Regions from separate parts of the Homo sapiens genome. Here region 1 is linked to region 2. A link is a contact called in ENCODE Hi-C data. All regions are on one chromosome and are shown on one strand. The core of a region is the stretch at or near the end of the contact, and the rest is flanking DNA. Distances in the headings are between cores, read along the strand shown.

Region 1 (5,495 bases), core at 1,325-3,824, 57 kb after region 2:
GTATTTACTCTTAAACTCATGATGCTAAAGCTTCATGACCCACACTTGCAGGACCTCTCCCAAGACACTGGACATGAAGTTATCATCTTCAGGACTGTATTTTTCTTATAGAGAATCCATAATTTTGTTGTTGTTGTTGTTTTGTAGAGACAGGGTTTCGCCATGTTTCCCAGGTTGGTCTCGAGCTCCTGGTTTCAAGTGATCCACCCACCTCAGCCTCCCAAAGTGCTGGGATTACAGGCATGAGCCACGGCACCCAGCCTGAGAGCCCATAACATTTGGATCTGCCCAGTCTAGGTATTTGTACTAAAGACATTGTTTCCTTGATATACCTTTTCCTCCTTTTTCTATCCTTTTCTGACCTTTGCGTCCCCATCCACTTGGGCAAAGCACTGTGTATGCGTGTGCACGTGTGCACACGTGTATTGTGTGTGCATGTGGTCTGTGTGCACCTGTGTAAATTTGTGAGTGCATGCTTATGTGTGTGGGTGCACGTGTGTGTATGTGCCAGAGGGTCTCTGTTTTCATTGAAATTGCACACATTTTCAGGGCCTCACGTTGTTCTAAATGCTTTTTCTTCCAACTCGAGAAAGTCCAACCGTATAGCACAAAGCTCTCAGCCCATTTCCCCAGAACGGCTGAAACTTATTGCAGTCATGCTGAAAATGGCTCTAAACATAATTAAGGCGCTTTTTTTTTCAGCACCCTGAACATTTTTCTCTCTCCAGATAATGTCTTGGAAATGGCCCAGAACCCTATGGAGTTGTAAAGGCAACAGGATCTTTGGTATGGTTACATTCCAAAGATGCCTACACGGGTTTATCACATCAAGAGGGGAAGAAATAAAACCTCATTTCTGCAGCCCCCTCCCTATCACAAGCTCCTCCATGGACGGTGTCATGCAAAGCTGGAATGAGGCCTGAAGTAACTACAGCAACACAAATGCCCTCTCTCCAGGCAGGCTCAGGGTCTATCCTCATATTTATTTGGGGGCAACATTTTAAATAACTTTCCCTACAGCAAAATCATTCCAGCATTCCTGGTTTGTTAAAATACACTTCATCCCAGGTTACCTTTTACCAAATGAGAGCCGATGAAGGGTGTTTCAAAATGGTCAATTCAAGTGTATTTCTGCTGTGGCAGGCCCCTCTCTGGCCGCTATTGTTGGGGTAATGGAAGCGTGAGCCTGTAAATCCAAGATTAGCCCTGCTTGTGCTCACCTTGACGCAGTCTTTGAGTCTAATTCTGCTGGGCTGGGAACTGATAAGAGGAAAAAAGCTTTGCTCACGGGTTTAGTTCCTGACTCTGAAGGACTGGAAAATGTGACGGATATGAAAGTAAAAGTGTCCCTGAAAATGTCTCAAGGATGGGGCACAGCCTCGTTGGTAGGGACTGATGGAGAGGGGTTGAATGGGCAAGCTCAGGGCCTTGGTGCAGGGCACAGGTGGGGACGGAGAGGTTAGACATGACCACTGGGAAGAGGAGTCAAGAGGAGAGAGCAAGGGGTGCTCCATGGCTCACCCATTTTCTGTAACTACCACCCACAAGGATTTGAAGTGGCTTCCAGTAAAATTTGGTTGACAAACCTGCAAAACTAAAGAAGTAAAAACGTTGCTTGTGTGACAAAAGGGGTAGGGGATCATTACATCCAAAAATCAACCATAGGGGAAGCTACTAAAAATAAAAACAAACTTCAGCTCTGAGCTTCCAGAAATGCTGGGGGGGAAGGGAAGCATCAAGTGTCACATAGTTTTTTGCTTAGCAGGACACCGTGGGAGCAAGCAGCATACCTGAACCCCCGGAGGCTAGCACAGTGCCCAGCACATAGTACGCTCCTGGAAAGTATTTGTTGATTGAATAAATGGGCCAAGAAGCCTGCAGATTGCGCCTACGGGGAGCCTGCCAAAATTGTCATTGATGGCTGGCAAACAAAGCAGTGTTGGGGAAAGCGAAAAATAAGAGAGTCCTCAAAGGGACTGGCTGCAGAATTGCAACTAGCACGACTTCTTTCCACTTAAAAACACGTCATGAAATATAACATAGAAAAAGAAAAGTGCACAAAACATATGCGGTCAATTATAACCAGCAGGCAGATTAAAAAGTAGAATAGAGGCAGTCTCTGACTCACGATGCCTTGACTTACGATTTTTTGATGGTGTGATCAATGGGGTTACAATACTTACAGTGGGGTTACAACACAATCAAGGAACGTTTGTGTTACCACGATGGCAAAAGCCCCCAAGACATCCTTCCCATCCAGAGCGATTCATTGTCTTGTTATTCAGCCCAATAATTTCCTTGCTTTTCTTTGTATGTTTGCCACCTATGTATTTCAAACCTAAAAATATGGCTCTGTGTTTTCTGTTTTAGGATGAATGGAATTACACCAATGTATTCTTTTTTCCTGATTCTCTCACTCAGGATAATGTTTGTGAGTCTCTCATGTTTGCACAGCTGCAGTTTGGCCATTATTGTTGGATTGTGTGAATTACACTTTATCCACACATGCTCCTGTCAGTGGACATTTGGGTTTTATTCCAGTCTTTGGCAGCCTGCGTGGGCTTTCAGGCCAAATCTGAGGTACATACCCATGAGCTCTCACTTCTGGTTGACATGTGCTCAAGCTCTTTTGGCCAGCAGGCCATAGCTGCCCCATGAAAAACACCTTGGTTGCTGCCCAGCAACTCCAGGGCTCTTGTGAGGCTCTAAGTCCCCACCTGTCCCAGAAATCTGTGTTCTGGGAACCCAGTGACTGTCCTATGGCCCCACACCTGCAGCTGTCTTTCTGGCTCAGACACTGAATTCTCTTTCACTCAAGTTTTACTCTATTTTCTTGTGTCTGGATTTCACCTCTGCTGTGTTTTCTAACTCATGGGCTAATGCTATCCAGCCCACCTGACAACAGTGGCTGGGTTGCCTTCCCCTAAATTTGAAAGGGAATTCCAATTGTTGCCCCAGTGCCCGCTATCCGCCTGGGCTCTCTGAATCTGATCAAACATGTTTATTGGTTTTGAGGACATGAACAGTGTCTACTGCATCTTTACAGCCAACTGAGGAATGACCAATCGGCCAGCTTCAATGAATCCAAAGTCAAGGGATACAAATGTAAAACTCTCCCACTATTTGATGCAGCCACTGTCTCTCAATTATTTCATTAAATGAGTTACAAATACTGTTTTATCTCAACCCAAATTGAATAATGAAGGAAATCAGATTCATCAATTCAATTAACCAACATTATTGTGTACTTAGCATGGCCCAGACACCCTTGTTGAGTGCTTTGAATTTAATAATAAGACAAAAAAAGACAAAATGCTGGGGAAAGTGTCGTTTTTAAAGTGCAGCCTGTCCCTGTACTGTAACGGTGGCACTACAGCTCATATTTAGAATGTCCAGTAAGGGCTTTTTGCTTGTGCAAAGGTATGGCAGAGAGTGGTGGGGGGCGGCGATCATAACAGAGGGTGGGGAGCACCCTTAGCAGGAGAGTGGCCGTCTGCATCACCAGGGGAGGGAGGGCTTATAGGGCAGACTTGTTTGGCTGGAGCAGATCTGCCAGCCAGAATTAAGAAGACTGATGGCCAAAGGAAGACCCCGGACAGAGAGAAGGTGGGAGGACGTGGGGAGTGGCTTTTCTGAAGCTTTCTCTTTCTAAGTTGTTATTCACCCCATGTTACCCTCAACCTTTCGTAAAACTTTGTTGGACAGTGTGGTTTACTGTTGGTGGGGCTGGGTAGCAACAAAGATTGTGCCTGATGGGGACAAGGGACAGGGCAGCCCCACTGGTGCGAACTCGCCCAGAGCAGCTGTGGGAGGAGGAGGGAAGGGGCCTGTGAGAGAGGAAGAGCAATGGGGCCCTGCCTTTCTCCGTCACACCAGCAAGGGCTTGGGTCAGGGGAGTTGACGTTCCCGAAGCGGTTAACCCAGGAGTGCGGAGAGCTTGGGACCTCTGGGTTAAACATAATGAACATGGTGGAGTCCCTGCTCTCAAGGCATTCCGATCCAGATAGAGGAACCAGTCTGCGCACTGATGTGTAAAGCACCATGTTGAGCTCCTGGAGGAAGAGGAAGTTGCACCTGGGGAAGGCTTCCTGGAGGAGGCAGTCTAGAGGCCTTGAAGAACAAGACATCTGGAGGCCAGGCCGTGTGCAGGTCGTTGTGACGGGTGGCACCTAGGGCGTATGGGAACAGCAGCAGTGGGAGACAGGTGAGCATGTCAGTGCCAGGCCACTGGTTCTCTGATTGCCCGGGTTCTGTGTTTCTCCTTCTCTCACTGTTCCTTGCTTCACGGCTTCTCACGGTGCTGCCCCAGAGGATTCGCACAGGGAGCAAAACTGGAATCCCTGGGCTCAGCGCCAAATGTGCAGCCCCAGGGAGCTGCTGAGCGGTGCCAGGGGCCCACCTTGGCCCAGGAACGTCTTTGAACCATGTGAGGCCATGTGTGTGTCCGGCGTCCCGCTCGCCTGCGGTAGCCACGTAGACTCCGCGTCCCCCCCAGGCTGGATCCTCTCCAGGCTGCAGTGGGCTTGTTCTGGCAGTGCTGTCCCATAGGCTGCCCTTAAAGAGGAGGCCTCTGAGCCGGCCCTGACCAAGTCACCAACCCCAGCTGGAAGACCCACCAGGTGCGGTCGGCTGGTGCCCGCCCTGTTGCTCATGGAGGCAGCAGCTTCCTCACTGCTCCTCTTCTAATCGGTCAATGATTTCCAGAGGCAACAATAACTCATGTTTTTACTGCTTGCTTGAAAGCCTGAGCCTCCCCTTCCCCATGAGCGAGACTATGACGTAACGGAGGCACGATTGAAAGGAAAGTTCGGTGAAATACAGCCTTCCCTGTATTTCAGTGTCCTCATATTTTCAAAGAGAATAGAAATGGAAGTTTTTAAAGTTGGCCATTCATTTCACGCTGCAATGGGGAGTCACGAGTCCTTAATTTTTGCATAAACTCTGTTAGAATTTAGTGTTTTCAATTTAGACAGGTCAACTCATCTTTTTTTTTAAACTTAATTTTCCCTTTTATAAAATACAGTATTGTCGTTCCCAACCTCTTTCCCTAAAAGGATGTTAAAATCCAAACGTTTGGTCAGCTTCACCCCTCCTCACCCCAATTCCCCATTTCTTGACATACATGTTTCAGACAATGATGTTAAGGCTCCCCTGGGCACCAGCCTGGGGGCCATCTTTGACTCTTTCCCATCTCCTGTCATCTGCATTCCATCAACCGCAAGTCCCATCCACTCTTTCCGCCTCCCACTGCCCAACCACCCATGCCCTCCCCAGGGGCAGCTAGCCTCTATTCCCCATCTGCTTCCTCCCGGGCTATCGAATTCACCTCCCGAGCAGTCACCTCCTCAGCATGTGTCTCCTCCAGCCACCTACATACTGCTGCCGGGTCAGCTTCCCAAAATGTCCTTCTCCACAGATGGTCCTCTATATCAGTGGTTCCCCACCAGCGCGATTCTGCCTCCAGAGATGTGATGGTGTCAGGAGATGCTTGTGGG
Region 2 (5,636 bases), core at 2,803-5,302:
TGTGTGTGTGTGTGAGACAGAGTCTTGCTCTGTCACTCAGGCTGGAGTGCAGTGTTGTGATCTCGGCTCACTGCAACCTCTGCCTTCCGGCTTCAAATGACTCTCATGTCTCAGCCTCCCAAGTAGCTGGGATTACAGGCATGCGCCACCACGCTGGCTAATTTTTTTTGTATTTTCGGTAGAGACAGGGTTTCGCCATGTTGGTCAGGCTGATCTTGAACTCCTGACCTAAAGAGATCCGCCTGCCTCCATCTCCGAAAGTGCTAGAATTACAGGCATGAGCCATGGTGCCCAGCCCCAAGTTGTTTAATCAATTTTAGCTCAGGGGCAGACAAATATTTACTTTCCTACTCAAAATGCATGATAAGGTAAATTGAGTTCATAAATATTAGTGACGGGGTAATAAAGAGTTTACCAGATGCTCAACTCAGACCATAGAGGGGTCTTCCATATGTAGTGCAAGTGCCAAGAAAGGCAAATGGGGAAAGTTTACAATATCATAATACATTAAACTATTATATATGTATATGCTTGCTATGTATATTATGTATGTAGTAATATAGTGCTTGCTATATGATTACTATACTCTTATATATCTGCATACTGTGTATATGCTTACTATATATTACATATCTATGGTAAGCACTATGGTAGTTATGTAGTAAGCACTATAATAATGTGTATATGTATGATAAACACTATATATATATATGGCACTATTCTAAGCACTTTGCAGCTATTCATCTATTCAGTTATCAATCTTCACAACAAACTATGAGTGGGCTCCATTATGATTCCATTTTAAGATGAGGAAATGGAGGCCCTGTGCCAGCTAGTTATATTTGCTCCCACAGATCCATTTGCCCCCCCTCCTCTGGCATGCTCTCCACCCCAGGAGCCAGGTCTAGCTAGACCACACAGACAAGCTTCTGTGTTCTGTGCTTTTAGTTGGGTTTAGCCAGTAAGGAGCCTCATCAGGAGAATGGAGGGAGAGAAGGGAGAGTGAGGACGTGCACCCGTTACCCTGGTTTCCTCCCTACAAGATGACGGTGACTGTCTGGGTTCCCCCACCTGAGGACACAGCTGCTTTCAGAACAAGGCTCTGCAGCCTCTCTCTCCCCTTGTTCCTTCTGGCCCAGTGCTGGGGACAGCTCTAACACTGCTGGTCCTGTGTCCCTGCACTGGCGCCTGTGTTTTCCCCATGCTCCACCCACATCTTTGAAATGATCATTTATAAATACCCCTTCCAACGACCCTAATTTGGTGTTCCATCTGTTTCCTACTGAAACTCTGGCTGATGTGGCCCCTATGGGATTTAACTCTTTTGCACAAGATCATCCAGCCAGGAAGGGACAGAGCTGGGGTGTGAACCCAGGCAGTCTGTCCTGGTGTCTGTGCTTCTAACCACCACCTAAACCTCTCCATGGAAAGAGCACTGGTCAGTAACCCAGAGTGCTGGTTTGTGCTCCTCTGCCAACTGGCCATGCAGCTTTGAGCAAATAATGAGATCTCAGCTTCTGTTTCTCAGGCATACAGTGAGGTGGTTGCAGTTCCTTTTTGTTCTAACACATGGCTTCCCAAATTCCCACTGTAAGTCAGTCTCTTGCAGTCCTGCATTTCCTAGGGCCTTTCTTTGCTATTAGTTGTCGCTGTGAAAGCACAAGTTACATTCAACTCCCCAAAACAACTGAGGACACAATTTGCAGGGGCAGTGTTGTACTAAATAAAGCTGTGCTCCATTGTGAAGGTGTTCCGCCTCAGGAAACCGCTCTTTTCTCATTCTAGTTCAAATGTGCGTCCCAATTTGCTTGTCTTATTTATTTATGTTCCTTCCCTCTGAACTCCATTTAATTAAATAACCAGAAAAAAAAATGTGTATTCACTGTGAGTTGCCATCTTCATTCAGAAAAATGCTGAGCACACCAAAAGCCAGCAAAGTTCTTGTTTTTGCAATTCAGTGAAGCCTGCTTTCTTTTTCATAAGCACCAAATGACTGCATGCATGCCAACCACGGAAATTAGGATTTGGTTTTGGTTGGAAAAAACGATCACTGACCTGAATCAAATGTCAGTTTTACTCTAGGTGCAAGAATTTTGTGATTGAAGAATGCTGTTTAGGGATAGGTTCTGCCCATCAGTTTCCCAGGGAGCTGGGCACAGTGGGTTGGAGCAAATAGAGTGAGGGAAGCTTGAATGGGACTAAAGGGGACACAGTGTTGGGACACACCACATGGGAGACAGGGAACACAGCTTGGAGAGATCTTGTGGACGCAACCACCACAAAAGAGGATAACTCACAAGCAATCCTGCTGCCGCCACCCCCAGCCTAACACCAAGGCAGGGGAAGGCTGAGAGACACAAGATTGATAGCATGTATTTAATGTGAAAAATGTTGGAGGGTCTTAGTGGACCACAAGTTCACAGAGTTGGTGATCCTTCAAGACAAAGAGGTCAAGGTCCAAAAACTTAAAGTTTTCGTCCAAAGTTATAAGGCTTGGGCAAAACCAAGACTCAAACTCAGACTTTCTTAAAGTCCATGCTCATTCCTTTATACTGTAGGTTCCCAGACCTGGAGAATCGAAAATACGTGTAGATTCCCAGGCCCCATTCCTGACCTCCTGAATCAGAAAATTCACAAGGGTAGCTTAGGAATCAATATTTTTGCTTTGGAACGCATCAAAAGGATACAATGTTGGGATTAGCACCTAAATAATCAGGGGACAGGCAGAGTATATGGGACCCCAGTAGAAACTAGAGTGGCCATTAGTTGATAACGGCCAAAACTGAGTGATGAGCAAATCGGGTTAATTTTACTATTTTCTCTGCGTACTAAGCATTGCGGGAGGGACTGAGTAAAGTGTCTCTAAAAGGGACATAAGTATTGTCTTTTTCCCAAACAGTCAGCAGAGCTGTTGCCATCAAGCATTATGAAATGTGGGAAGCAAAGGGCTGGAAGAATCTCGAAAAGTCGAATCTCCCCACTGCATGCTGGCATCATCACCATAACCACTCTCATCGAGAGGATCATCTGTTGGGGGCAGGATTTGCTCTTTTCCTGGGCTTACTAAATAACCAGCAGAGGGAAACACACAAGAAAGTTTGGCACATTGGATGTTTCCTCAGGCTCAGCACAACCAGCTCCACCTGCCCAACATCACACGAAGAGAGTCAACACTGCAGGACCTGACACAGGCAGGGGCCAGCCACCCTGGTGTTGGCAAGCAGCCCACCCAGGAGACAGAACTCCAGGTCTGCCTGATGGTTCACATCATGTGCAGGGCCAGCGGGGGGCAGTGGCAGCAGAGCATACAAACACACTGACTTTGGGGAGGTGCAGACTTAGCACCAAGTCTGATTTGGTCATTGCTGCGGGCAGGTTGTCAAATCTCTGGGAGCCTCCATTTTCTTACCTGTAAAATGAAAATAATAATACAGTTGAGCATCCCTACTCTAGAAATCCGAAATCGAAAATGCTCCAAAATCCAAAACTTTTTGAGCATCAACATGACACCACCAGTGGAAAATTCCAACCTGGTTTCATGTGACAGGTTATAGTCACAACTATGTTTCATGCACTAAAGTATTTAAAATATTACACAAAATCACTTTTGGGCTATGTGCTGCATATAAGGTGTATATGAAACATAAATGAATTTCATGTTTGGACTTCAGTCCCATCCCCAAGATATCTCATTATATATACGCAAATATTCCAAAATCTGAAAAAATCCAAAACACTTGTGGACCCAAGCATGTCGGATAAGGGATATTCCACCTGTAATACTGCTGGTGTCCTGGCTTGGGAGGATTTCTGGAGGTGGTGCACAGGAAGCATTTAGCAGAGGGTCTCATGCATGAGGAATGGGAGTTATTCTTCTTATGGAATCTGCTCTCTGGCTCTCGGGCCTCCCTGGAGCAGAGGCTGCCCAGTCTCTGTCTGCAGCCCCATCTTCCACTTCAGTGTGCTCCAGCTTCAGTGTGCTCCAGCGGACTCTGGGGCCCAGAGCTGCATCTCTTTGCCTGAAGCCTTTCTCTGTAGCCACAGAAGGTCATTCTGCCCTCAGGCAAGGCAGTCCAGGAGGAGAATTAATGAGAGAAGCAATCTTTGAATCCTGCACGGAAACACTGAAGCTTCTCCCACCCACAAGGTATGTGTGTTCTGCTGGCTTCCAGCTCCCTGTGGCATTAGGCTCCTGTTACCCACAGCCATGGCTGCTGTGATAACACACCCTGTACCGGCCACATCCCCTTTCCTGTCTCATTTCACTACTCCCCTAATGATGTTTTCCTTTACCTCCCAAGGAAGCAACATGTGCTTGTGTCCTTTCCCAGGGATTGCTTCTGGGGGTAACTCAAACTAAGGCATTGCCCACTACCCGCCACGTTCTCCCGATTTCTTCAGCATCTCAGGCTCCTCACTCAAGCTGACTTCAGATCTCATGTCTCCCTCCTCCTGCCCTTTTGGTGGTGGCCGCTGTGTGCCATGGCCAGATATCCAGTGGAGGCCCCTCATCACAGCTGTGGCAGATGTGAACTGCGTGTCCCTGCCTTAGGTGCAGCCTGCGTGGGGTTCCCCACCACGGTCTAAAGCCTCTGAGGTGCTCCCTGCATTCCTGCAGGTAGGCTGAGTTTCTTGAAGAAATGGGGAATGTGCTTCTTTCCCCCAGCTCCGTCATCTGGATTCTAAAGCAGCCCACTTGGACCCAGCCCAGACCAACCCTACAGTCTCCTGTGGTGCTAGCTGGCTCAATAATGTATCTTTATTTGCCCCATCCACCTCCCAAATAAATCACTGTGCTCAAATCTTTGCCTTGGGATCTGCTTTGGGGGCCCCCCAAACTAAGACAGCTAGAGTTTGAAGGGGTCTTGGTAGCAGAGTTTTGTGGGATTCTGCTCTTGGATCCTTTGCTGCTCAGAGGGCAACAAGGCCCCGGTTTTCGGTGGTAAGTGGGTGGTGATGACCCCTTGGCATGCATCGTGACTGTTAAGAATGTCTTCACTTGGTGAATAAGCTACTGCAGCTCCACCCAGTAAGCAGCCGGAATGCCAGGGTGGATGCGGGTCTTTGGTACACTGCTCTCTGATGCTGCGGCTAGGAATTCCCACCTACCACATTTCTGCCCTGCCAGTGGCTCCCAGTTAGGCTCTGGGGCGGGGGGCAACGGGAAGCTGGAGGAAAACTGGAGGCTAGAGAAGAAAGAAGGGACATGCTCCTTCTCATCTCCTCCCTTCCTCTGGTGTCAGGCTCATCCCAGCAATGATGCATCACCTTTGCACTCACAACACTTGGTTCCAATAGCAACAATTGGTTCCAGTTAATGGCTTTGCCCAAACCAGCTTCATGGCACCCCTCAGGGATACAAGCACCAGTTAGCTGGTGCCCTCTACTTAGACAAAACTCTTTCCTGTGTGCCCCCCAGTACTGGGATGAGAGCTGCATCCTGCCGTTACCATCTCTGTGATACCTCAGTGAGGGTGGCCAGCAGTCCTGCTCTGCCTGAGACTAAAGTTTTTCCCAGAGCACAGTGCTTTAAGTGCTAAAACTAGAACAGTCCTGGGCAAACTGGGATGGTTGTTCACCCTATCTCAATGTGCCCATTTAGACCTGTCTGGTTCCTCAATTCTTGGTATTAAATT

What was found. A loop is a pair of places that touch in the nucleus more often than their neighbours do.
Region 1: a loop to region 2 is called in a map of astrocyte of the cerebellum, with 2.0 times the contacts of the local background. The contact joins the enhancer-like site here to the promoter of LINC01682 in region 2. A Hi-C loop is called at or near these places in 1 of 168 maps with a recorded cell type or tissue (astrocyte of the cerebellum).

The regions. Positions count from the first base shown.
Region 1 is chr1:229,940,102-229,945,596 of GRCh38, forward strand. No RefSeq gene overlaps it. Among named protein-coding and RNA genes, the nearest start is that of LINC01682, 57 kb to the left of the region's middle. Within about 2 kb of position 2,575, at least 3 of the 41 ENCODE cell types and tissues checked have a DNase peak (open chromatin) inside an H3K27ac peak, as active enhancers do.
Region 2 is chr1:229,881,766-229,887,401 of GRCh38, forward strand. LINC01682 (long intergenic non-protein coding RNA 1682) reads right to left here and starts at 4,053. Exons shown (of 2, transcript NR_146476.1): 1 at 3,775-4,053.